Regions from separate parts of the Homo sapiens genome. Here region 1 is linked to region 2. Evidence: read pairs that join two places in POLR2A ChIA-PET (ENCODE). Cell type or tissue: GM12878. All regions are shown on one strand. Links, peaks and the distances in the headings refer to the core of each region. The heading gives the core; the rest is flanking DNA. Region 1 has its middle 79 kb from the start of C12orf71. Region 2 overlaps STK38L (serine/threonine kinase 38 like).

Region 1 (15,643 bases), core at 6,526-10,525, 91 kb before region 2:
TATGTAGGTATACAACAAAATATTAATGGTGGTTATCTCTGGTTCAGGATTGGTAAGTTTTTATTGTATTTTACTATTGAAAATCTTATTTTCTCTATAGGACATGTATTTGCTTTGTAATAAGAATAAACTTTAAAAAAATAAAAAGAGGCTTGGCACAGTGGCTCACGCCTATAATCTCAGCACTTTGGGAGGCCAAGGTTGGAGGATTGCTTGAGACCAAGAGTTCAAGACCAGCCTTAGGGACAAAACGAGACCCCATCCATACAAAAATTTTAAAAATTATCTGGGCATGAGGCATACACCTGTAATTCCAGGTGTTCAGAAGGCTGAGTCAGGAGGATTGCTTGAGCCCAGAAGTTCAAGGCTGCAGTGAGCTATGATTTGCACCACTGCACTCCAATCTGAGCGACAGTGAGACCCTGTTTCAAAATAAATAAAAGCAACAGATAAAAGCAACCAAGTAAAAAGGGATCAAATATATTTGGAGTTCTAGGGAAAGTCTGATATAAAAGTATTTTCTGGCTGGGCATGTGGCTCACACCCATAATCCCAGCACCTTGGGAGGCTAAGGCGGGCAGATCACTTGAGCTTAGGAGTTCAAGACCAGCCTGGGCAACATGGTGAAATCCCATCTCTACAAAAAATACAAAAAATTAGCCGGTTATGGTGGTGTGTGACTGTGGACCCAGCTACTCGGGAGGCTAAGGTGGGAGGATCGCCTAAGCCTGGGAGGTGGAGGCTGCAGTGAGCTGAGATCACACCACTGCACTCCAGCATGGGTGACAGAGTGAGACCCTGTCTCAAAAAATAAATTAAAAGTATCTTCTTCACAATGATTTTAAAATAGTACTAAAGCAACAAGTAGAAATAAAAATTATCTAAGTTGTTCCATTTAATGAAACATAAGTGAGTAGTAATTTGATATATAGTTACAGATTTCCAAAGAGGGTGAAAAAGAATAAATTGGAATCTGTAATAGCAATATTGTGGAATAGATTTGCAAATAAGAATCAATGAAACATCTTTTTATATAGAAAATATTTGAAAAAGATAATTTATTTGACAGAGAAACAAAATGGCGAAAAAATGCTGAGAATTTTTTTCACTCTTTTTCTTACTTAGATACATGGAAACAGCCAGGTAACAAAAAAGTACTCTGTATAATGCTTCGATGAGATATGCTAACCATTTTCTATGAGAAAAGAAGAAACACTTTTGGTCAGAAAATGGGTTCAGATGAAATTTTGTTCTGCTCACCTTTAGAATTAATAGTGTGGTTGGCTTCCTGCAATGTTTTTATGAAAGGAAATTAAATCTTAGGCTCAGCCTCATTTTGGTTCTTGATGCCTTGTTTTGTTTGCCCAGGGAAGCTCTCCCTGTCCCCTACTCTAAGTGAGGGTCCACTCTCTGAGACTGTTCTTTTTTTCAGAACATGAACCTCAGTTCATAATTCTGCCTCCGCTAATGTGATCATTTGATTCATACCTGAGTACCTCATTTGCCTATCAGCTCCATAAGTGTGTGAGCTGTGCCTGTTCATGCTCACCATACGTGGTATCCCTAGAGCCTAACCCAGTCACTGAAACATCGTAGGCACTCCATAAGTATTTGTGAATCAATACATAAATGGATGAATTAAAAATTTAAAAGTAAATAATTGGAATGGATTATGGAGACAGTAGAAAAAACTTAGTTAACTTTTTAGGTACTGTGAGAGAATATCTTTAAAATGTTTCTTGTGGATTTAGCAGAAGATAAAAGGGCAATAAATTTAAGGGGAACTGCATATGAGAAAGAATATGAAAAACTACCAATCTTCCAGAAAAAAAAAATCTGGTAATTTCCTTACATAGAGTAAAAGAGTTTTAGTACTTTCTATTCTGAGTTCTATTTGAATATTTTTCTCTTTTTATATGGTATAAGAGGGCTGTTTTCTTGAGTAAAATATTTTATTAACCTAATATCGTTGGTTAATCAAATGTCTTCATAGTGTAAGATTTGAAATAGAAAGCCACGTTGAGTCTTTCAATACATAGAGAAGCTAGATTACAAGAGAAAGAGGCTTTGCCTCACTTTTTTCTTTTTTTTAACCTCCTTGTAGTTTTCTGGGCTGTCTTTACAGATTTTTGGTTCATAGATTTTCTAAGTAAGATTTTTGACATATTATATATCTTTTATTCAATACTTCTAATAAGAAGAAAAAGATACCCTTTCCTCACCGTCTTACAACTTTGAAAAAAATACTGTAAGATTTCCACTGTGGTGTGAAAAGTTTTATTCACTCTAGAAAACTGGGTCATCTTCTTTTCAGAACCTTTTTTTCTAAATCTGAGAACAGATTTAAGGAAAGCAAAGCAGAAAGTTTTCAATAATCCAGTGGGAATTCCTCTTAGAAGCAAGAGAGCTAGAGAAGATGATTGCACAGACTTAGCAAGGTTAAAACGGGTATTTCTAATACGTGAAAAATGTGTGAGTTAGAAGGTTAACAGTTGATTCGACAAGTGGCAGAAATGGGTTTTTTTCAGTTCTGTTGGGGAACAAAAATCAGACGACATCCCTCAAATCTGTACATTTTAAACATATCAAATTATTAGTTTCCTGTTGTACTGTATTTTGGCTCTTAGGTTTATGATTCTTAGTATGAGAGAGGAAGGATAATCTTCAACATAGTTAAAAAAAGAAAAAAAAGGAGGAACACGCAAATATTTTGCTTAAGCCTGAGATGAGATTGGAAGAAACCAACAAGTCCGTTTGAGGATAAATAAAGTCACACTTGAAGAAGGGCAAAAATCAGAAGTGACCTAATAAAATCTCCCTAATAACAGTAATGGTAAGGTGATATTATATATAACTTTTCTCTCTGGCTCCTGGAAAATTTATCCAATCTAAGTAGTTATCTATCTTGCCTCACAAATAATCCCTTAAAACTTTTTATTTCTGTTACTTGCTAGATTCAAAAAACATAATTAAAAATTATTTTATCTGTAAAATATCTACCTCAGTTCTCAAATTTAGTATAATGAGTTGTTTTAAAAGTCAGATTACATAAGACAAACCAACACTACACTACTTCTCCACAACTAATGTACGATAAAAATGAGAACAAATGATTAAAATATATAAGCTGATAAATGCAAAATTGTTTAAAATACCTTTTATATCTTATGATATCTAAGGCAATGGGTTAAAATAGCTCTTCCTTGATAACTTTGAGGTTAATGAAAATTGTGATTATATTTAATTAGAGGAATTCAGTATATTTCTTCATTTTCCTTAGAGATTTCCATGGAAAGAAAATAAATTTCCACGATCATAAATTTATGTTTTTATTAAAATTCTTAATTTCTTTTTATTTATAAATCACAAATGTTCTTGGAGACAATTTAGAAGATCTAGATTTAAAAAAAAAAAAAAAGAAGAAGAAAATAAAAACCACTCATCATTTCATCACCCAAAATAACACTGGGAGCATTCTGGTATCTATCTGTTTAGACTTTTCTTTTGCCTTCTTCTATAATACATATTGTTTCAATAAAAATTAAATCATAATGTACATTATTTTATGTAACCTGCTTTTTCCACTTAAACACATATTGAAAATAAATTTGTATTTTACTTTTTAAAATTAAATAATATTTAACAATTTGTTTATTGTTGGACATCTAGATTGTTTATAATCTATAATGAAGATACTTATTATTATTATTTTATTTATTTATTTTTGGAAACGGAGTTTTGCTCTGTCGCCCAGGCTGGAGTGCAGTGGCATGATTTTGGCTCATTGCAACCTCCATATCTCGGGTTCAAGCAATTCTCCTGCCTCAGCCTTCCTAGTTGCTGGGACTACAGGTGCACACCACCAAGTCTGGCTAATTTTTGTATTTTTAGTAGAGACAGGGTTTCACCATGTTGGCCAGACTGGTCTCAAACTCCTGGCCTCAAGTGATGTGCCCATCTAGGCCTCTCAAAGTGCTAGGATTACAGGTGTGAGCCACCACACCCAGCCTGAAGATACTTATTACATATGTTATTTATATAAACAGCATTAAAAATCACGAACAGTTTTTTTCACTAAATTTATGGGATATAAATCCTTCTGATTTTGGAGAGAAAAAGCAAGTCAGGATTAGACTTAGGTAAAATTTAATTTAGCAACATTTATGTAGTAATTCCTGCCAAGCACTATTCTAACCCCTTTAGAAATATTAACTTATTTAATCCTAATAACTCTCAGAGATATGTATTGTTCCTATTCCTATTTTACGATGGGAAAATGAGGCACAGAGAGTTTAGGCAACTTGCTCATTGTCATTGTCATAGGTAGTAAGGGGTAGAGCTAGTCTTGCATCAGGCTCATACTCTTAACCATTCCCTTACAAGGCCTCTTTCTGTTATTTTGGGTAATCTGTGAAGTGGGGTTTGTGAAGTTAATTGGGAAGCCTGGGGAGTACCTCAGAAAGATAACTTGATAGGCATTAGGAAGGATTTTGATATTAAAGGAACCTAGAACTTCTCCGTAGATCAGGAACAGAACACTTGGCTTATTTTATTAGAATCAAAAACAGAAAATCATATCTGAGGATTGGTATCCTTCTCTTTTCAAATCTTTTGTGATTTTCTAATGCAGCATTCCAAAATATAATGATTGTGCAGAATGTCATTTTTAAACTTTCTTCTATCATTTTCCTGTAAAGAAAATCTACTGAATATAATTCATTTAATGAGAAAAAAATTATAAACTGCATTTACAGTGATGTACTCTCTTAAATGTTTGCCCAAAAGTTTACTATTTAGGCTTGAATAGAGTTAATCCTAAGAAATCCTGTGCTCATATAGAAGCAACGACATAATACTGTTTGTTTTCCATCAAAGTCAGTGAATATAAAGATTAACTTAAAAGCAGCTGTCCTAAAAGCAACCTCAAAATACGCAGTTAAAACCAGCGGAAGACCTGGCCCACTGTTACAATGAAACATGCTCGGAGGAACTAAAGAAAGCTCCAAGTACAAAACTCTTTAGAAGTCTCCGGGGTTGCATGGCAGGCCTATTTACAAGAGGGATTAGTTGTTTTGAGGAAGAACAAAGGCCCCTTCTTATGCTCACTGAGGCTGCTCTTCTGTGGGAAATTTTGCTGTTACAGTTACAGGGACTGGAGTTCTCAACACTGTTTAAAACAAGCAGCACTATCGAAGGAACATACCTCAAAATAGTAAGAGCCATCCATGACAGACCTGCCGCCAATATCATTCTGAGTGGGCAAAAGCCGGAAGCATTCCTCTTAAGAACTGGAACAAGACAAAAATGCCCACTCTCACCTCTCCTATTCAACATAGTACTGGAAGTCCTAGCCAGAGCAATCAAACAAGAGAAAGAAATAAAAGGCATCCAAATAGGAAAAGAAGTCAAACTATCTGTCTTCCCTGACGATATGATTCTATACCTAGAAAACCCTGAAGACTCTACCAAAAGGCTCCTGGAACTGATAAACAACTTCAGTAAAGTTGTTTGGATACAAAACCAATGTACAAAATCAGTAGCATTTTTATACACCAGTAATGTTCAAGCCAAATCAAAAATGCAATCCCATTTACAATAGCCACAAAAAATAAAATACCTAGGGATACAGCTTTAACCAAGGAGGTGAAAAATCTCTAGGAGAACTACAAAACACTGCTGAAAGAACTCAGAGATGACACAAACAAATGGAAAAACATTTCTTGCTCATGAATTGGAAGAATCAATATTGTTAAAATGGCCATATTGCCCAAATCAGTCTACAGAGTCAACACTATTCCTATCAAACTACCAACGTCATTTTTCAAAGAATTAGAAAAAAACTATTCTAAAATTCACATGGAACCAAAAAAGATCCTGAATCGCCAAAGCAATCCTAAGCAAAAAGAACAAAGCCAGAGGCGTCACATTACCTGACTTCAAATTATTCTATAAGGCTGCAGTAACCAAAACAGCATGGCACTGGTACAAAAACAGACACACAGACCAATGGAACAGAATAGGGAACCCAGAAATAAAATCATACACCTATAACCAATTGATCTTTGACAAAGCTGACAAAAAGAAGCAATGGGGAAAGGACTCCCTTTAATAATGATGCTAGGATAACTGGCTAGTCATATGCAGAAGAATAAAACTAGATCCGTACCTGTCACCATGTATAAAAATTAAGACTGATCAAATATTTAAATGTAAGAACTCAAACTATAAAAACCCCAGAAAAAAAATCTAGGAAATACCATTCTGGACATCAGCCTGGGCAAGGAATTTATGGCTAAGACCTCAAAAGCAATCACAAAACCAAAAATTGACAAGTGGGACCTAATTAAACTAAAGAGCTTCTGCCCAACAAAAGAAACTATCAACAGAGTAAACAGACAACCTACAGAAATGGGAGAAAGTTTTCACAAACTATGCATCAAACAAAGGTCTAATATCCAGAATCTATAAGGAACTTAAACATGTCAACAAGCAAAAAAACAACTCCATTAAAAAATGAGCAAAGGACATGAACAGACACTTCTCAAAAGAAGACATACAGGTAGCCAACAAACATTAAAAAATGCTCATCATGACTAATCATCAGAGAAATGCAAATCAAAACCACAATAAATACCATCTCACACCAGTTGGAATGGCTATTATAAAAAGTAAAAAAATAATAGATGCTGACAAGGCTTCAGAGAAAAAGGAACACTTACACATTGCTGATAGGAATGTATTAATAAATTAGTTCAGCCGCCATGGGAAGCATTTTGGAGATTTCTCAAATAACTCAAAACAGAGCTACCATTCAACCCAGAAATCCCATTGCTGAGTATATACCCAAAGGAAAAGAAATCGTTCTACCAAAAAGACACATGCACTTGTATGTCCATCACAGCACTATTCACAATAGCAAAGACATGAAATCAACCTAGGTGCCCATCCATGGTGGATTGGTTAAAGAAAATGTGGTACTTATACACCATAGAATACTATGCAGCCACAAAAAGAACAAAATCATGTCCTTTGTAGCAACAAGGATGCAGCTGGAGGCCATTATTCTAAGAGAATTAACACAGGAACAGAAAACCAAATACCACATGTTCTTACTTACAAGTGGGAGCTAAATATTGGGTACACATGGATACAAACATAAGAACAATAGACACTGGGAACTCCAAGAATGGGGAAGAAGGGAGAGGGGCAAGGACTGGAAAACTACCTATTGGGTACTATCCTCACTACCTGGGTGAAGGGGTCAGTTGTACCCCACACCTCAGCATCATGCAATATACCAGTGTAACAAGCCTGCACATGTACCCCATGAATCTAAAATCAAAGTTGAATTTTTTAAAAAGAAATAAAAATAGGTTGTGTTAAAGAAAAAAAAAAACTAGCAGCACAACACGTAAAGTTTAATTCTGACAAGTTAATGAGCCTAGTCACTGGTGAACCAAGAGAAAGTGAGGGATTCAACCCAGCAGTGGAACAGGGGTAGGACACAAACAGAATAAGTGACCCATATTAGCAAGGCATATTGCATTTTATCACATCACATCATATTTTAGATCTAGTTGCCTAACTCAGAGGCAACTATAGAAAAATTAAATTTGTTAAACTGAAAAGATTATTTTGCTAGATTCCATTGCCAGTTTTGTTTAGGGGAAGATGAAACCTACCTCAGATGTATTCCCTCGTTATCACTGAAGAGGACCATTCTGGAACCTCCCTATGCTGCTAACGGGGTCATGGTGTGGTTTGAGTCTCCAGTGCACATTGGAAGATGAGGAGGAGTCTGGGTGGGACCATGAGAGGGTTTTTCTACCACTTAGCAGACAATTTCTTCCAGTCCTAGTTGCTGTCCTCAGCAATCATTGAGTTCACTAAGCGTAATTTAAAGAGCCAGACTCATTCAGTAATCTAAAAGAAAGGAAGAGACAACAAGCATCAGCCGAAAGACTCTAAAGAAATCAGACTTAAGTTTGATCAATGTAACATTATGGGTGGTTTAGTTCCACTTCTGTGGGGCTGAAAGTTTGATTACATGGCAAACACGACAAAGAACAAGCTTGGAGAATCTGTGGAGTTGTTATTGCTTGGTTTTGTTATTTGAGGATTCTCTTTCTAAATGTAAGACAGTGAAGTGACATACTCTGAACACAGACCTAAATTTACCCTGTAAGTGGCCTCAAAACGAGAAAACTCAGTCTGAGAACTGGTGAACTGAAAACCAACATAGGAGAAGAAGGCGCTCAAGAACGCATCCAAGCAAATATTTTCAAAGACGTTTTTATTACTGTTACTTTTTCAAAAACAAAAACAAAAGGGAAGAGGATCCTTCTGTTTACTCAATCACTCAACAAAAATTTATCGTCAGCTAACTGCCCGGAACATCAGAGGTGAGTAAGACAGGTCCCTGCCCTTATGTCCTTTAGAGTCCCTGGGGAAGCAGACTCTGTCAGAGACCTGCCCTTCCTGTTGTGGCCATCTCTATCACACAGAGCTGGGTCCTGACTTCTGTTTGCCGTGTAGGTTTTCAGTAACTGACAGAATACAATAGCAGCTACCATTGATTGCTGCTTACTAAGTGCTTTACAAATGTGATGTCTCTTAAATCCTTAGAACAACTAGGCCTGAGGTAACCTATAGGGGCCTTGTGCAAACTATAAACAGAACTTCTGCAAGATAGATGCTGTCCAGTGATCTGAGCTCAGGTGGGATGCTAGTCCCTTCTCACCTCTTCCACTAGGTTCCCTTGTTCACAGGCTGTACAACTGTACTTGATATGCCCATCAAGAATCTAGTTAAGATATCATCAGTCTCATTTTACAAAGGAGGAAACTGAGGTCCAGAGAGGTTAAATAACTTTTCCAAAGTCATACTCTCTGGAAGTGACAGAGCCTTGACTCAAAGCTGCATTTGTTTGTTTCTGAAATGCTGTTGTCTTTCTCTTATTCCAATTTGGCTTCTTGTTGTTTTGCCAAGGCCTACCAAATCTCCCCTTGCTGAGGCAATAATAATAGAGTTCCCTAAGAGCCTATTATTTCTTATGCATGATTTCCATATGGTCTTAGAAGTCTTCTCCTTCTTTTCTCTCCTACTAACATTGTTTTTGTTTGTTTGTTTGTTTGTTTGTTTTTTGAGACAGGGTCTCACACTGTTGCCCAGGCTGGAGTGCAGTGGTGTGATCACCGCTCACTGCAGCCTTAACCTCCCTAGCTGAAGCAATCCTCTCACCTCAGCCTCCCAAGTAGCTGGGACTACAGGCATGCACCATCACACCTGGCTAATTAAAAATTTTTTTTTGTACAGACTAGGTCTCGCTATGTTGCCTAGGCTGGTCTCAAACTCCTGGGCTCAAGAGATCCTCCCAACTTCCCGGCCTCCCAAAGTGCTGGGATTACAGGAGTGAGCCACTACACCCAGCCAACATTGTTAATAATATCAAAATGCCTATTTTTTTTAAACCGATGGTGTGATTTAAATCCAGATCACTTAAACAATACTCAATAAAAATATTTGTAAGCCGTATATAAATCTGCAAGTAGAGGTAATACATGTAAGAATGTTAATACATAAATATATACAAAGGCAATTTAATATTTTTTCTAAAATGGCTTTTCCATTGAGAAGATTTGCCTCACTGCTGTCTTTGCCCACACTATGGTCTTTCAAGGTCACTTGTGAATGGGAGTGTTGTGGGCATCAGTCCATTATCAACACCTACCAACTTCACCAAGCTGACCTGTCTGTGAGTCAAGCTTGAGTTCCTCTCCTCTGTTCGCTAGTCATAGAAAAACCACCATGAAGTCATTGGTGAGAGCCAAGGAAGAGATGTCAGTCAGTGCCACAGCAGGGGGCTTAGGGAGCCTGGCCACCTTTCCTGCAGCTTATCTGTGCCTTGTGCACCTGCTCAAGCACATTCTCCAGTGTACTGCTTCCTCTTACATTAGATTCCGGCTGAGCCCACCTATCCTTGTAACTTGGGTCTTTGAGATCATCTGGCTCATGATGAGCTGTTCTGGCCATATGGCCACTTGGTGTCCCGTGGTGAAGTCCTCAGCCTATAGGGGCCCAGTAGCCTGCCAGGAGCTGCATTCCACCAGTGTGGAATGTTCCACAAGCAAAACCAAGGGAGCCTAACAAGTGGTGTGCTTCTTTCTTACAAGTAGGCAGTGAAAGATGCAGCAAACTACTTTTTACTTTGAAGGGGCCATCAGTACATGTCCTGTCCTAATCTGGCAGGCCTCTGGATCTTCATAGGGTTAATGTTGTGCCCTCTGGATTATACATATCTATGAAGGCATCTACAGTACATGCCACATCTTGCTCATTATCATGTATCCTCAAAATAGTAGACCAATGTAATTTTTGTGAAATGACCAGATAGTATAGATCCCTATGACAGAAAATAAGAGAAGAACTAATATAGTCCTGGGGCAATCCTGTGAATTTATACCATTGTCATTTCCTGCTAATGCAAACTGCATTGATCCTCTTTTTTGATTGGTATGAAAAGACTATTTCATCAGATCAATGATGGCATACTACATACTAGAGGCTGTATTAATCTTCTCTAGTAAAGATATCACACCCAGTGCAGTAGCTGCAATTGGGACTACTCCTTTGTTAAACTAAAAAAGTACACAGTCATTTACCATCTGGTTTTTATAGATGCGAGAATGGTAACTCAATGGGAACAACTACCCTTGCATCCTTTAAGTCTTTGAGGGTGGCTGTAATCTCTTCTATGTCCCTTGGAGATGTGATATGGTTTTTATTTACTATCTTGGCTGGATGGGGATTTGGCAGTTTCAGGGGCTTCCATTTGGCCTTTTCTGTTACAATTGCTCTTACTCATGGGACTTATAATATTCTAATTAACAAGAAAGTCACAGCTTGAAAAACTAGATATTTCCATCTCTAATGTTATACAACATTATATTATATAAGGTGCATGTATGCTCACCCTCTCACCTCCTCCTTTTCACTTCAGTTACATTTCAGCAGCTCACTCCAGCTGCTCTGTCAAGCTGTTGTTTTCTGCCCTGAGGCTTCTCTGATGTAGTCAGTGGGACACCTGCAGCAGCCTTCTTAGCCCTTCTGTCAAATGTGCAAATCTGGAAATAGGAGGAACTGAACACCTTTGACCAGTGGGGAGAGAAGCCGTGGATAAATCCTTCCATCTTATCTCCCTCAGGCAGACAATGATGAGGTTCATTCTACATGGCTCTTTGGAAGGATTTCTAGAAAGAACACCTCAGTTTCCCATGGTGGTGGTCAGCTTTATAACCCATCCTTGATTTGGCTTTCCTTCCAGCCCAGTGTCACTCTTCCACCTCCCCCCTCCTATTCCTTGAGATCACTTACCAAATAAAGCAGCTGTTGTGAGATCTAGTTTCAGGATCTACACTGTGAGCTTGGTGTGGCACTTTTATATATAGAATTTATACATGTTGTTGTACCAAATCAGAAAACACATGTAGGCACTTCAAAGAAAGAATCATGCAAGATCCTACTATCTAGACATAGCTTTCTAGACTATTGTTTATGCATCTATTTTTCGAAAAATGGGAAGTACAGTAAGTAAAGTATTTTTGCTTTAAGAAAAAGTATTTTTTGTATTGTAAACATTTTATGTATTGTAAACATTTTTCGTTCATGGTGAGAACATTAAAAATCCTCTTTTTTTTTTTACTGTTTTGAAATATATAATAAAGTATTACTAACTATGGTCACCAGGCTATGCAATAATGGATCACTAGAACTTATTACTCCTAACTGAAACTTTGTACCACTTGACCAATCCCTCCCCTTTCCCCACCACCTCCACCCCCACTGGCCTCTAGTGAGATCTCGGCTCACTGCAACCTCCGTCTCCTGGGTTCAAGCGATTCTTGTGCCTCAGCCTCCTGAGTACCTGGGATTACAGGCGTATGACACCACACCCAGCTAATTTTTGTATTTTTAGTAGAGACAGGGTTTCACCATGTTGGCGAGGCTGGCCTTGAACTCCCAGCCTCAAGTGATCCACCTGCCTCAGCCTCCCAAAGTGCTGGGATTACGGGCATGAGTCACCGCACCTGGCCTTACCCTCTACTTCTATGAGTTTGACTTTTTTTAGACTCCACAAATAGGTGAGATCATATGGTATTTGTCTTTCTGTGCCTGGCTTATTTCACTTAGCATAATGTCCTCTAGTTCATCCATGTTGTTACAAATGACAGAATTTCCTATTTTTTTTTTTTAGGATGAACAGTATTCTATTGTGTATATATACCACATTTTAAAACTCACTCATCTGTTGATGGATATGCTGGATGTTTCCATATTGTGGCTATTTTTTGTTTGTTTGGTTTTGGTTTTTATTATACATTAAGTTCTGGGATACATGTGCGGAACGTGTAGGTTCGTTACATAGGTATACATGTGCCGTGGTGGTTTGCTGCACCTATCAACCTGTCATCTACATTAGGTATTTCTCCTAATGCTACTCCTCCCCTAGTCCCCCACCCCCTGACAGGCCCCAGTGTGTGATGTTCCCTTCCCTGTGTCCATGTGTTCTTATTGTTCAATACCCACTTATGAGTGAGAACATGTGGTGTTTGGTTTTCTGTTCCTGTGTTAGTTTGCTGAGAATGATGGTTTCCAGCTTCATCCATGCCCCTGCAAAGGACATGAACTCATCCTTTTTTATGGCTGCATAGTATTCCATGGTGTATAAGTGCCATATTTTCTCTATCCAGTCTATCATTGATGGGCATTTGGGTTGCTTCCAAGTCTTTGCTATTGTGAATAGTGCTGCAATAAACATACGTGTGCATGTGTCTCTATAGTAGAATGATTTATAATCCTTTAGGTGTATACCCAGTAGTGAGATTGCTGGGTCAGATGGTATTCCTGATTCTAGATCCTTGAGGAATCACCACACTGTCTTCCACAATGGTTGAACTAATTTACAGTCCCACCAACAGTGTAAAAGTGTTGCTATTTCTTCACATCCTCTCCAGCATCTGTTGTTTCCTGACTTTTTAATGATTGCCATTCTAACTGGTGTAAGATGGTATCTCATTGTGGTTTTGATTTGCATTTCTCTAATGACGAGTGACGATGAGCTTTGTTTCATATGTTTCTTGGCCACATAAATGTCTTCTTTTGAGAAGTATCTGTTCATATCCTTCACCTACTTTTTGATGGAATTGTTTGTTTTTTTTCTTGTAAATTTGTTTAAGTTCTTTGTAGAGTCTGGATATTAGCCCTTTGTCAGATGGATAGATTGCAAAAATTTTCTTCCATTCTGTAGGTTGCCTGTAGACTGATGATAGTTTATTTTGCTGTGCAGAAGCTCTTTATTTTAATTAGATCCCATTTGACAATTTTGGCTTTTGTTGCCATTGCTTTTGGTGTTTTAGTCATAAAGTCTTTGCCCATGCCTATGTCCTGAATGGTATTGCCATTCAGGCATAAAACTTCTAGGGTTTTTATGGTTTTAGGTCTTATGTTTAATTCTTTAATCCATCTTGAATTAATTTTTGTATAAGGTGTAAAGAAGGGGTCCATTTTCAGTTTTCTGCATATGGCTAGCCAGTTTTCCCAACGCCATTTATTAAATAGGGAATCCTTTCCCCATTGCTTGTTTTTGTCAGGTTTGTCAAAGATCAGATTGTTGTAGATGTGCAGTGTTATTTCTGAGGGCTCTGTTCTGTTCCATTGGTCTATATATTTGTTTTGGTACGAGTACCATGCTGTTTTGGTTAATGTAACCTTGTAGTATAGTTTGAAGTCAGGTAGTGTGATGCCTCCAGCTTTGTTCTTTTTGCTTAGGATTGCCTTGGCTATACGGGCTCCTTTTTGGTTCCATACGAAATTTAAGATAGCTTTTTTTCTAATTCTGTGAAGAAAGTCAATGGTAGTTTGATGGGAATAGCACTGAATCTATAAATTACTTTGGGCAGTATGCCCATTTTCACAATATTGATTCTTCCTATCCATGAGCATGGAATGTTTTTCCATTTGTTTGTGTCCTCTCTTACTTCCTTGAGCAGCGGTTTGTAGTTCTCCTTGAAGAAGTCCTTCACAATCCTTGTAAGTTGTATTCCTAGGTATTTAATTCTCTTTGTAGCAATTGTAAATGGGAGTGTGCTCATGATTTGGCTGTCTGTCTGTTATTGGTGTATAGGAATGCTTGTGATTTTTGCACATTGATTTTGTATCCTGAGACTTTGCTGAAGTTCCTTATCAGTTTTAGGAGATTTTGGGCTGAGACGATGGGGTTTTCTAAATATGCAATCATGTCATCTGCAAACAGAGACAATTTGACTTCCTCTCTTCCTATTTGAATACCTTTATTTCTTTCTCTTGCCTGATTGCCCTGGCCAGAACTTCCAACACTGTGTTGAGTAGGAGTGGTGTGAGAGGGCATCCTTGTCTTGTGCCAGTGTTCAAAGGGAATGCTTCCAGCTTTTGCCCATTCAGTAAGATATTGGCTGTGGCTTTGTCCTAAATAGCTCTTATTATTTTGAGATATGTACCATCAATACCTACTTCGTTGAGAGTTTTTAGCATGAAGGGGTGTTGAATTTTATCGAAGGCCTTTTCTGCATCTGTTAAGATAATCGTGGTTTTTCTCATTGGTTCTGTTTATGTGATAGATTGCATTTATCAATATGCAAATGTTAAACTAGCCTTGCATCCCAGGGATGAAGGCAACTTGATCGTGGTGGATAAGCTTTTTGATGTGCTGCTGGATTTGGTTTGCCAGTATTTTATTGAGGGCTTTTGCATTGATGTTCATCAGGGATATTGGCCTGAAATTTTCTTTTTTTGTTGTGTCTCTGCCAGGTTTTGGAATCAGTATGATGCTGGCCTCATAAAATGAGTTAGGGAGGATTCCCTCTTTTTCTGTTGTTTGGAATAGTTTCAGAAGGAATGGTACCATCTCTTCTCTGTACCTCTGGTAGAATTCAGCTGTGAATCCGTGTGGTCCTGGGCTTTTTATGGTTGGTAGGCTATTAGTTACTGCCTAAATTTCAGAACTTGTTATTGGTCTATTCAGGGATTCAAATTCTTCCTGGTTTAGTCTTGGGAGGGTATATGTGTCCAGGAATTTATCCATTTCTTCTAGATTTTCTGGTTTATTTTCATAGAGGTGTTTATAGTATTCTCTGATGGTAGTTTGTATTTCTTTGGGATCATTGGTGATATACCCTTTATATTTTTTATTGTGTCTATTTGATTCTTCTCTCTTTTCTTCTTTATTAGTCTGGCTAGTAGTCTATTTTGTTAATCTTTTCAAAAAAGCAGCTCCTGGATTCATTGATTTTTTGGAGGGTTTTTCGTGTCTCTATCTCCTTCAGTTCTGCTCTGATCTTAGTTATTTCTTGTCTTCTGCTAGCTTTTGAATTTGTTTGCTCTTGCTTCTATAGTTCTTTTAATTGTGATGTTAGGGTGTTGATTTTAGATCTTTCCCACTTTCTCCTGTGGGCATTTAGTGCTATAAATTTCCTTCTAAATACTGCTGTAGCTGTGTCACAGAGATTCTGGTACATTGTATCCTTGTTCTCATTGGTTTCAAAGAACTTATTTATTTTTGTCTTAATTTTGTTATTTACCCAGTAGTCATTCAGGAACAGGTTGTTCA
Region 2 (15,643 bases), core at 5,576-9,575:
CTCCCCAGTGGCTGAGAGGTATTGTATGTGAATTAGCCACCCTTGTGACTATTTGAGGAGAGAGAAGTTAGTCTAAAATATTATGTTAAATTATGATATTACATAATTTTATTGCATAAGTTCATCAAACTACTTCCATCTGAAAAATCCTGATCTCAAAATAGGTAGGTACAATGAATTAAAAAATGTTTTGGTTTGACCTCACTTAGCTTTGTTTTCTCCTTGTTAAGATGGCTGATAATGTTTCCCATTTGGTTGTGATGTGTTTAGAATGAGAAGCAAAGTTGGGTGTAGTTTTTGTACTCTTTTGAAAGGCCTTGCCACTAGGAATGAAAAAATTAGACTTAGAAAACACACATTAAATAGAAGCAGTTTTTCTCTAGCCATTTGCTCTTGAGTTTGTTTTAAAATAAGTCAAAGAATGGAGACTGAGATGATTTGTGCCAACAAATAGATGTCCTTGTTAGTTTTTATGCTGAAAACTTGATTTCTAAAGGTAGGACACTGTAAGAACAAAGGAGAAATTGGACTTCCTAAAAAATGATAACAAAGCAATGGACTCAGTTCAGCTGTTTGCTTTCAGAAAAGTTCTGTTCTCTTAAAGTAAGGAGAGCATCATTGTGTTAGTGAAATTGGATAACGCACCTTAGAAAGTGCCTCCCCAGTGATCCAGGATAAGTTGGAGGCTCTTTTGTGTGTGTGTGGCACTTTTTGTTAAGAGGGAGAAAGGGCACAAATCAGAGCCAGAAAGATTTGCATCTCGATGTATTGTTAAAATGCTTTTATTTTATGTAAATAGTGTCAGGTGAATCAAGCAAGCATATTGTTGTCTAGCATCCTTAGGATTACATTAAAATCAGCAGATTGGCAAGTTATGATTAGGTTAGACTTGACATATGCAGAAATTATGCTTCTGTATTTTTATATTAAAAGCACCATGGTCTTTTTGAATGAAATAATGAAAGCAAGCTTTTAAGACATAACTTTTTTAAAAAATTAAAAATCTGTCTTTGGTTAGTTTATAAACATGAAGCATATCCTCCTCTTCTTCCCCCCAAAATTTTTGTTTAAGTCTTAAGAAAGTCTTTAGCAAGGTATGACCAGTACTTAAGTGCACTGGTTGCATAAGCCTTCTGTCTCCAGGTAAAAGTTTGCTAATTGACAGGGTATTATTGTTCAGAATCTTTAGAGGGAGAGAAATGAAAGGCAACAGTGAACAGTGTTTGCTGCTCTGTACACTCGGACGAACTGTGGTTGCTACTCTGTACACTCGGACGAACTGTGGTTGCTGTCTTCAAGGAGATGTGATCCAGTGGGAGAGAAATATACCTACCCAAATAAATACCATAGAAAATGTGTTTTATGAGGAAGCCAAGGAGGGAGGGATTAAGTGCTGCTAGACCAATTAAGGAAGACTGAAATAGGAAAAGGCGTTTCTGTGGATGATTTAAGTGATCTAGTCATATGATAATGATGATAAGTAAATACTTTATATAATGCTGCTTCCTGCTAAATCCTTTACATATATTACTTACTTGCCTGGCTTTAATCCTCACAACAACTGTATGGAGTAGGTATTTTTATTATTCCCGTTTTGCAGATGAAGTAACTGTGGTACTAAGGTTAGATAGCTATTGAGTGGTAGGACCAGGATTCTGACCCAGGCATTCTGGCTTGTACCCATATGGCATGCTTAACTGCAATCCATATTTTCTCTCCTGTTCATGATGGTCTTCCTCAGATCTGTAGTTTCAAAAACTTGACTTGGGAAATACATTCTTCTGACATCTAAATTTTGGGGTCAGTTTTCTAGAAAGAGTTCCAAAATAACACCCAAGTAAATGAGTTATTTTTGACATGTTATTTTAATCCATTTTTGGAAGTTATTCTTGGTGCAGATTAAATATAACTATTGAGTGGGACTTTTTAATAATTTTGACTTATTACCTATAAGTACTCATAAGAACTTAGAAGTGAGAAGTTATTCCATATTAACTCTTTTGCTTAATGGAATGTTTGCGTCTTTGTATATTTTGTCCTGTAATTTATTTTTTTTAAAGAAAGAACCTCACTGTCTTGCCCAGCCTGGACTCGAACTTCTGGGCTCAGATGATCTTCTTGCCTCCTAAGTTGCAGGAACTATAGGCCTGAGCCACTGTGTTTGGCTTTGTTCTGTAATTTTTTTTTTTTTTTTTTTTGACAGAGTTTAAGTCTGTCTTTTAGGCTGGAGTGCAGTAGTGCAATCATGGCTCATTGCAACCTCTGCCTCTCAGGCTCAAGCGATCCTCCCACCTCAGCCTCCTGAGTAGCTCGGACTACAGGTGTGCACAAGCACGCCCGACTGATTTTTAAATTTTTTGTAGAGACAGGGTTTCACTATGTTGCCCAGCCTGGTCTCGAACTCCTTGGCTCAAGTGATCCTCCTGCCTTGGCCTCCCAAATGTTGGGATTACAGGTGTGAGCCAATGTGCCCAGCCCTGTTCTATAATTTTTTAAACCACTTGGCACTGGATAGTTTTTGGGTTGAATTATGAAGTTGAAATTTAGTTAATGATTGAATGTTGGTCTCAGCCCTTTTAGTTTATTTTCATGAATAGCTATGCTTATAATGGCAGAAACAGGGTGAATAGAGTGTTGTACATGTAAAAATGAGAGAAGTTCCATCACTGATACTTTATGTTGGGGCAACTTTGACAGTTCTTTGGGTTTGTGAAATAAAGGGTGCTATAGAAGTGCACAGTGTCTTGTATAGGCCTACTCAGTACTGTAAATGTCCACCTGATTTTATTTATGAAGTTTCAGGAATAGTCCACATTTGTTATTGTTTAAGAATTGGAATCACAAATTCAATTGGATTTAAAGGTTAGAAAAAAAGTATACCTAGGCAGGGAATACAGCAGGTGAGCGGTGGGAGAGGTATTGCCTGCCTTTTCCTAACTGTCCAGCAGGATCCAGACTCTTCAGCTTCTTTGTCAGTGCCTGCAGTTGACCGTACTCATAGTTTAAGTACAGCTCCAGAGTCATAGTCTCTGTGAACGAATATAAGTATTCTCCACTTGACTCAATGGGGTAGGTTCTAGAAGACACCTATACTAGGACAGTTGATGGTTGATGAGCTTAAAACCTAATGGGAAGAGTAGCAGAACTAAAGCCAGGATTTAAAGCACGTGTGTTTATATTATTGAAATAAGACAGAGATGGCAAAACAAATTTTAAAAAGTTTTTTTTTGAAACATACCTTAAATTAATAGTGATGGTATATCATTTCCATTTACCATGCCCTGATTGGCAGATCTTTAGCCCATCATTTCATGGAGATACTTAGATGTGGACTTCGCTTTGTTATAAAAAGTTTCCAAGTTCTTCTAAGTACAGGTGGTTTGGGAAGATTGTCTTAGTAAAAAGGTGTGTGAGTAGGTCTATCAAAAGAAAACCAGTCATACTGTTACCTCCTTGCTGATTCAAGTTTTGGGGGCATCTTTTCCCACCAGGAACAGCTTATCTGCATTGAACGTCTGCTGAGGCAGGTAGCCTGCCTCTTAGATGAGCTCTGCACAGATCTTAGGGAAGACCTTAACAGTTACAGGTCATGTGGTGACCTGATCATTCACAGTCATATTGTATAAATTCCAAACAGGCCTGGAGCCTTGGCAATTGTCTGTGGTATGTGATAACACTTCTACTATGCTTAGCTTTTATTTATTTATTTATTTATTTTTGAGACAGAGTTTCACTCTTGTTGCCAAGGCTGGAGCGCAATGCATGATTTTGGTTCACTGCAACCCCCGCCTCCTGGGTTCAAGTGATTCTCTTGCCTCAGCCTCCCAAATATCTGGGATTACAGGCACGCACCACCATGCCTGGCTAAGTTTTGTATTTTTAGTAGAGATGGGGTTTCACCATGTTGGTCAGGCTGGTCTCGAACTCCCGACCTCAGGTGATCCGCCCGCCTCGGCCTCCCAAAGTGCTGGGATTACAGGCGTGAGCCACTGCGCCTGGCCTATGCTTAGCTTTTAAATTCTTAACAAGCTCTTTACCTTCCCCTTAATTAACACCAGATCAGTTGGTAACCCAAATTGTTGATTCTCTGGCCATTTATACAGAAGGCTTCCTGTTTTCCTTGCCTTTTGCTGATTCTCGTTGATTCCACAGGTATAGAATTTCTACATGTTATAATAGATAAATCTCTGATCCCGTATGCACAGATAGCATCCATTGTTTTCTTACCTCTTTGAGTTATTTACTATCTCTCCAGCTGATTCAGGAGATTTTATTCCTCGTTTTCCTGATTCCTGGGACACTTTTACTGCTTTTGCAGTTCCTGAATAGGGTGGAGTTAATAATGTTTAACACCTCAAATCAGCTACAGATACACCCAGAATAAAGAACAAGATGGCAGAAACTAACATGAGGGCATGATAGCTAACCCAGGCATTCGGGGTTGCTGTACCTTTGCTATGGAGTCTAGCTTTCATTCTGTCTGTGAAAGTTTAGAAAATTGAGTTTGGGACAGAGAAGCTTCTGCACACATTAATGCCTACTTTTCAGGGGGCCAAGTTCTCCCATTGCTATTCTGCTTTTATGAATACGGTTATTGCTATTCTGCTTTTATGAATACGGTTATTGCTATTCTGCTTTTATGATCTGGAGATTTTGACTGCATTTCTCTTGATTCCTCACCAATTCAAGAGACACAGTAAGTAATCTGAACATTTAATATGAAGCATACTTTGTGTAATTTATATTTCTCAAAGTTTGTCTCCCAGTGGTAATATATAGATTTAGCTCCCTGAACATCATCTTTCCCTCTTAAATGTTCTTGATTCCTTTTTCTTTCTGAATGTCACCCATTAGGGCACAGGTCTGATAATTTTATCAATGCCAGTAACCACTTATCCCTTACTATGCACCAGACATAGTGCTAAGTACTTTATATATATTATCTCATTTAATCCTTATAGCAATCTTGTGAGTTATTATCTCTACCTACAAATGAGGAAATTGGAGCTTAGAGAGGTGAAGTGACTTGCCCAGGGACACACAGGTAGATAGTAAGTGGTAGAGTTAGAAATTGCTCCTTCAGGCCGGGCGCGGTGACTCACGCCTGTAATCCCAGCACTTTGGGAGGCCGAGGTGGGCAGATCACGAGGTCAGGAGATTGAGACCATCCTGGCTAACATGGCCAAACCTCGTCTCTACTAAAAATAAAAAAAATAGCCGGGCGTGGTGGCGGGCACCTGTAGTCCCAGCTGCTCAGGAGGCTGAGGCAGGAGAATGGCGTCAACCCGGGAGGTGGAGCTTGCAGTGAGCTGAGACCACTTCACTGTAGCCCAGCCTGGGTGACAGTGAGACTCTGTCTCAAAAAAAAAAAAAAAAAAAAGAAATTGCTTCTTCAGATCAGGTTTGCTCTCTCTTACATTGCATTATTTTACTACAAAAACTTCTCCTTTTCTCTTTAATTTACCTCCCTCTTCTAGTCCCACCCCAAGTTTTCTTTCTTCTCTTTTTTCCCTTCCTTTTTTGGTAATTTCCCCTTTAGGAGTTATTTACAGTTTTGCATGTCAGACATAAATTCTCTTGGGAAAAGTATGCAGAAATAATTCAATTGTATTCTGATTTCTTATAGACAGGGATTTACTCTTAGCACTTATTTTAAGAATAATACCAGGAGCCCTTATATTTGTATTACACTTTATAGTTTTATGAAGCGTTTTTACACATTTCCTTACTTAATCCTCATAGCAGTCATGTGGTCTAGGCAGTGAGGGTTATGGCTATTACACCTATTTTCAGGTAAAGAGAGGAACTCAGATTAAAGTGACTTGTCTGAGATCTCAAAATAAGAGACAGAGCCTGAATTTAAACTTAGGTCTTTCGACTCTAATATAAACACTTTATTTAACACACTGGTCTTCCTTGTAGAGTAAAAGCTGCTACAAGCAAATCGTTCACTAAGGCCTCTACAAAATTAGTTGATGAGACAAGGTTTTTGCCCTTAGCAATTACAGTGCTGAAATAAATGATATAATCAAATGTTCTGACTTCATTTAAGCCAATTAGGAGTGGGTAAATATCATTATAGCATGGCATTTTCTAAAGTTTTAAGCCTTGAGCTTTGTTTTGTTTTGTGAGAATTGAGAACCTGGAATTTTAGTTCTGCATTTTAAATCATGAAATGTTAAAGTCCTTAATTCTTAAGTTATTGTCTATCTCATTGTGCACTCAATTGCTTACATTCTAACTAAAACAATTATGATAAAGGAATAGGGTGAAGGGAGGACAGACATAAACAGTGAAATTAAGGAATTGGGAATCCTAACAAGGGCTTGCTGAGGTATCTTACAGTAGCACTTTTTTTTTTGAGACGGAGTCTCGCTGTGTCACCCAGGCTGGAGTGCAGTGGCGCGATCTCAGCTCACTGCAAGCTCTGCCTCCCGGGTTCACGCCATTCTCCTGCCTCAGCCTCCCGAGTAGCTGGGACTACAGGTGCCTGCCACCACACCTGGCTAATTTTTTGTATTTTTAGTAGAGATGGGGTTTCACCGTGTTAGCCAGGATGGTCTCAATCTCCTGACCTCGTGATCCGCCTGCCTCGGCCTCCCAAAGTGCTGGGATTACAGGCATGAGCCACCATGCCCGGCCTACAAAAGCACTTTTGTAGAAAATTGAATATGATCCTTAAAAGAATGGATAAGCTGCAAGTAGTATTCACTTCTGGAAAGTGATAATGTTTGAGAGCTCAGACAGCTTATTCAATGATCCATTTTTGACATACTATCTTGTACTAGTGTCTGTTTTATTAAATTAATTTTTACTAGCAGTGTTCATTTTTACTTAGTTAAGTGTCTACCCACTGACCTGCTCCCATTGTGGAAATACCACACCGTGTTTGCCCCTTACGACTTTTCTGTATTTGGCAGCAGAGGCTGGTTGCTCAGTTTATTGTAGTACTAGGGAGTTGCCCTTTGTTGTGTTTTTCACAACAGCGATCCATTTCATTTGAACATTTTCAGATCTGGTTGAGGATGTTCTCCATATGTCGACTCTTATCTAGACAAACAGAATAGACTTTTTCTATTTTTGTGGCTAGAGTGGAAAATTTTAGTACTGAATTGCATGTATATGACCCATTGATATTCTTGATACTGGCAAATCCTAAAGGAATCACAGACTCATAATATTTTAGTGAGGTTAATCATCATAATTCATTATTTATCAGCTATTTGCAGGGCACTGTGTTAGGTACCATGGCAAAATAGAGACAAATAGATGTTTGGCCCTCCATTTAGAAAAGTTCAGTCCAGTAAGAGGTATAATGTATGGGTACAAATGACTGTAATTCAAACAGAAAGTGACAACGGAGTAACAGGGTACTGTGGGAGCAGAGGAAAGAGAGATTGCTTCTGGCTGTAGAGATTAGGAAAGCTTCCTATATGAAGTGAAATATGAATTGAGCATTTCAGAGTGAAGGACATGCCACGCAGAGGGATTAGCATAAATTGGGTGTATCTGTACAGCACCTGGTAAGTTCTGTTAATTATCTACTTCTCTTTCTGCTCTGTTGGATTTGAACCCTTTGAACTTAGAGAATTGATGTTTTCCAGCTTTTCATTCTCTACTTCACCACCTGTTCAACTTGGTACATTAATTACTTAGAGTTGTAAGTGGCAGTAGTGTATATGGAGTGAATTCAAGGAAAGAGAGTCCAGAAATGGGAAGACCAGTGAAGAGACAAATAATCTAGGTGATAATAATGAAGTTCTAAACTAGGTGAGATTGGGAAGGAGAGACTTGCATGGATGGGTCTCTCTAGTGAAAGAACCTAGGCAGTTCTTTCACTGTGAATTGTACATAAAGTACATACCGTGTGCCAGGAGATATGGAAAGGGAAAGACATGGTGCTCCCTCAGAAGCTGGGCAGGTGACTGGAGAGCTACATTCACAGGGGTAGAAATAGCTGCAATCAGGCATAGCAGCTGTCATGAAAGAGCAGTGAGAGGCACACCTAAGGGAGAGGGGCACCTACTTGGGATAGTGAGAGAAGCTTTCCAAGGATGTGTGAGTGTTTGAGCTTAGACTTGAAGGGTGAGGAGGAGTGTTTCAGGCCGAGAAGCCTCAGGCGGGTATTATCACATAGTGATGTAAGACACGAAGCATATTAGGGGGCCACAGGAACCGGAATTGTTGCCGTGATGCTGGACAGGAGCAATGAACTTTTATTTGCTGTCTATTTATGTTTATCCAGCTTTAGCACTCTGAGCTTTTGTAAGAAAGTGTTTCTGTTGCCTCTAGTAGCCTCTTGGAAGCACCTCTTCTGTGCTTCTCACTCCCAACCTGGAGTGCAGTGCTGGTGATAAATTGTCTCTTGCTTCCATTTTGTGAAATTAAACAGAAAAAGTAAAGATACCATCAGCCAGAGAGATAAAGAGAAAAGTAAATCCACTAAAATCCTTTTCTTTGATGAAGCCTAGAACCACCGAGGTTGTTGTATAAAGAGAATGCTGCATCAAAGCACAGCTTCAAGAGCACCTGACTTGAGGGAGGGGATTGTGGTAGGAACATGATTATTTACCTTTCCCATAGGGTTTTATGGAACTCTTAAACATTTCCCAAGACTGTAATACCTAATAATGAAGTCCTTTTATTCTAGTTCTAGCCTTGATTCTTTTCTCCTCTCTACTCTAAGCCTTATTATTTTTTAAAAATAACACAGTTTAATAACTAACATGACCCTAAACTTCAGATGGTGTCAAACATCATCTCTGGTCCTCCTCTATCCTTGTTTGGTCATTCAGAGACCTGTATGTGCAAATCGTTATTATAAACTTTGTATGTATAATCTACGTTAGATTGCTAGAGATAAAAAGCACTACAGATTTCTTTTTTACATAGATTTACTTTCTACAGTGGTTATTTTTTTTTCTGTCCTTTGGATTGGACCACTGAAACAGAATATAAAGTTGTTTTCTAAGGACAACCAAAAAGTTAATGGTAGTCTCTAATTCAAATTATATCCATTGTATTTCTAGGCCAGCGGTTGGCAGCTGTTTTGGCTTTAGTGCCATTACTGGTAATACTAAAAGATCATGGGCACTCTCAGGAGGAAAGTGAAAGGAACAGAAGGAGGAAAAGCGGGCTTGTGGGGTGGTAGGGGAGGCACAGAGAGGGGGCGGGAGAAAAAGTACATATGGTTAAAAGAGATCAAGTACCTCCACACCTCTTCCAGGTACCACTTGGTAGGACCAGTGCCATATTTAAGGATTAAGTTGAACTCCCAGCAGTCCTGTCTGAAAATACTCTGGTTGTATTTTTATGCCAAAAATGGCAGTTTCTTTTAATCAAACATTTCTGGATTTAATTTTTAAAATTGTATATGGACCAGTGTCTCTTTATTTTTAGAATTGAGCAGAAAAGGAGACAGAAATCAACATACTTTAAATATCAATGAAAATTATAAGCACATTTCTGAAATGTAGTTAAAGCTTTAAGATCTAAATCCATAGATTAGCCCCATTGTATAGCCCAATTCAGGCACAAGGTGGCAGAAAGTAAAGGGATGAATAGCTGGGAACATGTGTTTGAATTTTTACCGTAGTAAAACTGCATTTTCATACTAACCAAGAGTGTAACTGGACCCACAGAAGGAAAAATAGGGCTAAGAAATTAGAGCCTGTGCTTTTCTGTACAAGTAAACCAAGTACTCTCTCCCTTTCAGAAAACATTATCAAACAACAAAAAATTTATTTTTTAGAACTTACACAAGATATTGGACTGACAAAGCCAAAAACAAAAATACTTAAGATTTTAGCTTTTCTGTAATAGTGGTGAAAAGTTATTTCTCAGATTGTAAGAAATACTGTCTTGAAGTTTTTGATTGATTTTCAGAGTTGAAAGATGCTTTAGAGGTCATCTAGTCCAACTCTGTTGTGAATTCCCTGTACATCATCTCCAACAAGTGGATGTTTAGTCTTTGCCTAAATATTTAAGTTCCTTGCCTAAAGACAAGGAACTTAACAGATCATAAGATAGCTAACTTTCATTCCCTTAAATGGTTAATGTGCTCTTTTGTCCCCAATCCTCTTCTCACTCCCTGCACTGTGAGTGTGGGTGATCTCATATGCTGTGATATCTTCAATAACTTCTCTGCAATGATGACTTCCAAACCGGTATATCTTGCTCAGGTCCCCGTCCTGATCTTAAGACCCCATTGTCCATCTGTCTTCTAGATATCACCACCTTTGGTGTGTTCCATGGATAACTTGGATTCTGCTCACCCAGAGCTGACTTTATCTTCTCCCTTCACAGAGCCATTCTTGTGCTCCTTAGCTTTCCCAGTGCATGGCGTTGTTCTCTATTTGGTTCTTAAGCTGTAAACCTGGAAATCACCCTTGACTCGTCCTCCTTGTTTATGACTGACATCTAGTCATTTTTTAGGTCTTCCTTAACTATGTCTTGAACTCTGCCTTTGCTCTTCCTCCAGTGCCAGAATATTCATTCAGGTGCCCAGTGATTGAACTAGCCATCTTTCCCTGCTACCAGTCTTGCCTTCTTTCAGTCTGTCTTCCATGTGGCTGCCACAATGACTGTCCTAAACTTGAATCTCATTATGTAACTTTCATCCTTAAAATTTCTAGTGACTCCCCATGGCCTCTTCCAGGCTCCTTAGTGTGACACATGAGTTCCTTTTTAGTTTTCCAGCCTTGTCTTCCATCACTCCCCTACTCACCTCTCCAACCACACTGAACCACTAGCTTTCTTGTACCTTCGGTCTCACACACTACTTTCTGGAATGCCCTTTCCTATACTTCTTGGGTAATTCCTGTGCTTTCTTTGGTATTCTGCTTAGGCATCTCTTTCAGGGAGGCCTGCCTTGACCTCTTACCTCTGGCAGGGTTAGGTACCTCTCCTAGGCTTTCTGACAGTGTCTAGTATGTATTTCTTTTATGTTTTTTAAATATCCAAACTACAGTAAGAGGTAATAATGTTGGGCATTTACTATATGTCAAAACTTAATGAGCATTTGCTATGTGCCAGGCATAGGACAGTGCTAACTGGAAAGTGTTTCCTTATATAATTTTCAACTGGTTCTCATCTCAGAATTAGAGATAATTTTATGTCACTGCAAGAGTAATATTTGAAGATGGCTATCTAACATCTCTCTTTCAGGCTAAGTATCTTCATTGAATTTGTTCAAATATGGATTTCAGACCTCTTGCCTTCCTGGTCACTCCCCTCCATGTGTTTTATTTTGTTTTCTCTCTTAAAATATGTGGTTCCGTTTTACATCAAATAGAATTGTCATAAAGGAACATAGGGCTTCTCAGATGGATAGAAGCTGGATATGGATTGTCATATTTAAGGTATATACCTCACTTACCTAGGTCGTTAGCTATGAACATTTTTCTGAACATTTTCCAGAAGTCACTAGAATTACGGGAATTTACTTATAGTTAGCAAGTGATGGAGAGACTGACACAAAACCAAGAATGCCAGTTAGTGAATTTATTAATATAACTGTGAGTGGAACAGAAGCTTATAGTTTGGTGAGCACACTCTCATCACTATAGGAGAATCTACAGGGGAAGCCAGCCCATGTAATCAAATGGGTAATCTTAATGGGGAGTGTCACTAAGTCAGGATAACCTGATGGAGAGTCTTTATAAGGATGCAGCTGTCCAGCGCTGCTCTGGGGATATGGTCAGTGTGCTTTCACCTCAGACAGTGTTGGGGTCACATAGGCAAAGTCTTCCTTGTTAAACTCCTGCTCTGCCCCCACTACCTCAGATTAATATAACCTCCTTCTGTCAACATAGTTGACAAGGTTTCAGCTTTCTTAATTCACATTCCAATCCTGTCTCCCAGAAACTATAACCTACTCACTTTTGACCAGACTTGGGTATCCCCGGCCCTTTTCAGTCACACATTTTCTTGGAATTACTTACAGTGATGGCTAAATTCCATCACTCTATTTGATTCAGGCTGGTGTTACTCCCAGAGGATGACTTAATTTTCAAATTATGAGGACATTTATTTTGCCCTTTGTATGACTATAGGGCATCACTAAGTATTGAATAATTTCTCCAGATATGAGCCAACTAGTACAGTGTAGAGTATGGCATTCACCTTCCTTGTGCATGACTTTATTTATATGTGTGTGTCAACTCAGCCCAAGATTAAGATTGTATAAATTTTAGGGGCAGCCATTTCACACTTTAATTTATGTCAAGCTTTTTTTTTTTTTTTTAAGTGGAGTCTTGCTGTGTTGTCCAGGCTGGAGTGCAGTGGCACAGTCTTAGCTCACTGCAACTTCTGCCTCCCGGGTTCAAGTGATTCTCCTGCCTCAGCCTCCCAAGTTGCTGGGATGACAGGCGAGTGCCACCACACCCAGCTAATTTTTGTATTTTTAGATGGGGTTTTACCATGTTGGCTAGGCTGGTCTCGAATTCCTGACCTCAAGTGATCCACCCACCTCTGCCTCCCAAAGTGTTAGGATTACAGGCATAAGCCACCATGCCCGGCCTATGTCAAGCTTTTATTTGAAAAAACTCTTTAGTTCTTTCTTTAAAAATGTAATTTAAAAAATATTTTAATAAAGACAGGATTTCGTTATATTGCCTAGGCTGTTCTCGAACTCCTGAGCTTAAGCAATTCTCCTGCTTTGGCTTCCCAAGGTGCTGGGATAGTTGCCTTTTTGTGTGTGTGTTTTGAGATGGAGTCTCACTTTGTCACCCAGGCTAGAGTGCAGTGGCATGATCTCGGCTCACTGCAACTAACTGCCACCTCCTGGGTTCAAGTGATTCTCCTGTCTCAGCCTCCCAAGTAGCTGGGATTACAGGCCCCTGCCTCCATGCCCAGCTAATTTTTGTATTTTTAGTAGAGATGGGGTTTCACCATGTTGGCAAGGCTGGTCTCGAACTCCTGACCTCAGGTGATGTGCCCGCCTCGGCCTCCCAAAATGCTGGGATTATAGGCGTGAGCCCCCGTGCCTGGCCTGGTTGCTTTTTTATGTATACAACAGTTTTCACAATTTGTATTTAGCATTTGATTTTTTTAACCCAAATATAATTCTTTACATTTTCTCTATTAAATTTTATTTGTTACAGTTAATATTCTGTTAAAATTGTTTTAGATCTGACTCTGCTCTCCTTTTTTTCATTATTCTCTCCAGGCTCTGGTCATACCTACATTTTGATAAGGATGTTGGAAAAACTTTTATCCAGATCATTGGTAACACTATTGCCTAAGCCCAGTGAATATTGCAGAACTTATTTATGAGCATTCTGAGTTTTGTTATTTAATTGGTTATGTATATGTGTTACTCAGCCCATCTCTCTTCCTCTCAGAAAGAAATGGAGAGTGGAGCTTGTTAAATACCTTTCAGAGCATCACATAGATTTGTCTTATAGCTTTGCCAACAAAAGAAATAAAGTTACTTGGCAAGACTTGTTCTTCCTGAACCTACACTGATTCTCAGTGATTGCCCATCTTTGTCTATTCAGAAACTGTTTTATAATCATCTAGGATTTTCTTCCGGCTGAATGATAAACACAGAGTTAATCTTTTGCCATGTTCATTTTCTTTTGTTATGTTTGTGTTTTTTCCTCACTCTGAAAGATGGAGTACTTTGTCTCCTGTCTTAACCTCTTTGGTCTTCCTGACTTGTTAAAGAGTTATAGCATTCAGCAGAATTCCCATGCAGGCTCACAGTAGACAACTGGTCAAGTCAGATTTGCAGTGTGTCGGGGGCAGGTCTTTTATGGCCGCTTCACGTGTCATGGGCATCAGTTCTTTCATCCTAACGCGCCACTTTTTGCTGTCGTTCTCCTAGACTGAGAAGAGAGGCAGGGATTGAGTGATGGACACTGGACTGGAAGTTCTCTTTTATAAAATAGGCGTCATACCTACCTCTCCAGGTAGAAATATGTAAAAGGTCTTTGTAAACTGTGAGGGGGTATTCAAGTGTAGAATTTTTAAAAAGCAAAATAGAAGTGAAGGGTTTCTTTCCCCCCCTTTTTTTTCCTATCATGTATTAACTACACCATTTACCTTAACCAACGTACTCAGCCTTTTGTGTATACCAGGCCTTTTGTAAACTTTCTCTTCCAGACATAAATTCAAAAGTCCTTTTTGTAGCCCTTGCTGATTTTCTTAAGTTCAGCTCATTGTGGACATTTTACTTCCTGATACCATCCTGTGTTTCTTTTATAGGCATCCATGTTATGTGTCCCTCCTTTCTTTTTCTGTGTCTTTGAAAATCTGAGTTCATTGAAGAGCTCTTTGTGCAGCCAGTCTTTTCAGAATCTTCCCATTTTCTGTCATTAATATCCTTTGCAGTTTATAGCCAGAACTCTGTTTCTTATATCAAGTTTTAATCTTTTTGTTGTGACTAGAAGAAAGAGGATAGGAGCAATACTGGTTTTATGTCAGTCTGTCCATCACTTGTTTGGTTATACAAGTCCCCCACCACCACCACCACCATGTTTTTCTGACTCATTCTCCTTCTTTGTCTCTTTTTTTCATCTTTCTTTTCTGGATTCTTCTTGTGATATAACTAGGAATTATTCTAAAGCTCACAAGTTTCAGTCTGGTACTTTATCAGATCATGTATAGATATGGAACATTTCCCTTGTTATTCTTTTAAATTCATTTTCAATTTATAATTTACTTCCAACAGAACAAAATGACACTGTCTTCAGGGCAATAATCATGTTTGCCTTCCTTTGTATTTTTCTCATAACATCTAGTGAAAGTAGGTATTTAATACAAGAGAGCATTTAGTGAAAGGGAACCTAATAAGTGTGAATTCTCATGGGCATAATTCAGGAGTAATCCAAAGTCCTTACTGTCTTTGCGGGGTTTTACACGTTCTTGCCCCTGTCACCTCTCTGAACTCTTTCTTACCACTCCCCCTCACTCTCTCTGTGCCGTACTGAACTCCTTGCTGTTTCTTACTGCATACCTCTGCTTCAGGGCCTTTGCACTTACCATACATGCTGTGTGGTACTCTCCTCCCTTCAGATTTCTAAATCATTCTTTTTCATCTCATTCAAACCTCCTTCTCAATGAAACCTTCTGATGTCCTTATTTAAAATTGTAATGCCTCTCCCAGCCCCTATACTTTCTTTCCATCCCCTCGCCCCACTAGAATATAAGATCCATAAGGGCTGGTATTTTGTGTCATTTGTATTTTTATACGGTGCCAGGAACAGTATCTGGCACATAGTGGATGCTCAGTAAATATTTGTTGAATTAATTAATCAAGGCTAGTTTAACTAGACTTCTGTTGTTGAGAGCTTCCTAAAACAGATGACTCATCTTTCTTTTTTGAGTCTCAGGCAGGACTTACTTTTCTTTTCTCTGAACATTTTGTAATTTTTGTTGCCTAATTGTGTCCCATGTTTCCATTCCCAGCTATTGTAACAAACTTGAAAATTCCATGGTAAATTGCTCTCCGGTTTCCCAGTACTTCCATTTATCATCGAATTTCTTCCCAGTGGTCACATTCACATCCAGAATATTTCTTTTCCTATTTGAGAGGTGGAAGGGTTAGCAAGGCATTTATCAGAGACATTGATTTTATCTGTGGGAGAATTCTAGCGGCTATCCCAAAAGTTGAAGTCCCCATCACAGCTTATTTGTGTCA

The links. ChIA-PET counts read pairs that join two places held together with the same protein. Peaks named below come from ENCODE experiments on the same cell type or tissue, not always from the same donor. Only the 100,000 strongest peaks of a DNase experiment are listed, where the experiment ranks them.
Region 1: POLR2A ChIA-PET joins it to region 2 with 5 read pairs; 8 of 35 experiments call an interaction of 5 or more read pairs at or near these places.

What each region holds. Positions count from the first base shown.
Region 1 is chr12:27,153,469-27,169,111 of GRCh38, forward strand. It overlaps the pseudogene LOC124902904. Among named protein-coding and RNA genes, the nearest start is that of C12orf71, 79 kb to the left of the region's middle. RefSeq lists an enhancer at 11,085-11,144. In GM12878, for the core only: no CTCF peak of the experiment used is centred there; DNase peaks (open chromatin) are centred at 8,200 and 8,481; H3K4me3 peaks cover 649 bases; H3K27ac peaks cover 1,831 bases.
Region 2 is chr12:27,245,637-27,261,279 of GRCh38, forward strand. The region is part of intron 1 of STK38L (serine/threonine kinase 38 like); the gene reads left to right. Among named protein-coding and RNA genes, the nearest start is that of STK38L, 9.2 kb to the left of the region's middle. RefSeq lists an enhancer at 9-58. In GM12878, for the core only: no CTCF peak of the experiment used is centred there; no DNase peak of the experiment used is centred there; H3K4me3 peaks cover 820 bases; H3K27ac peaks cover 883 bases.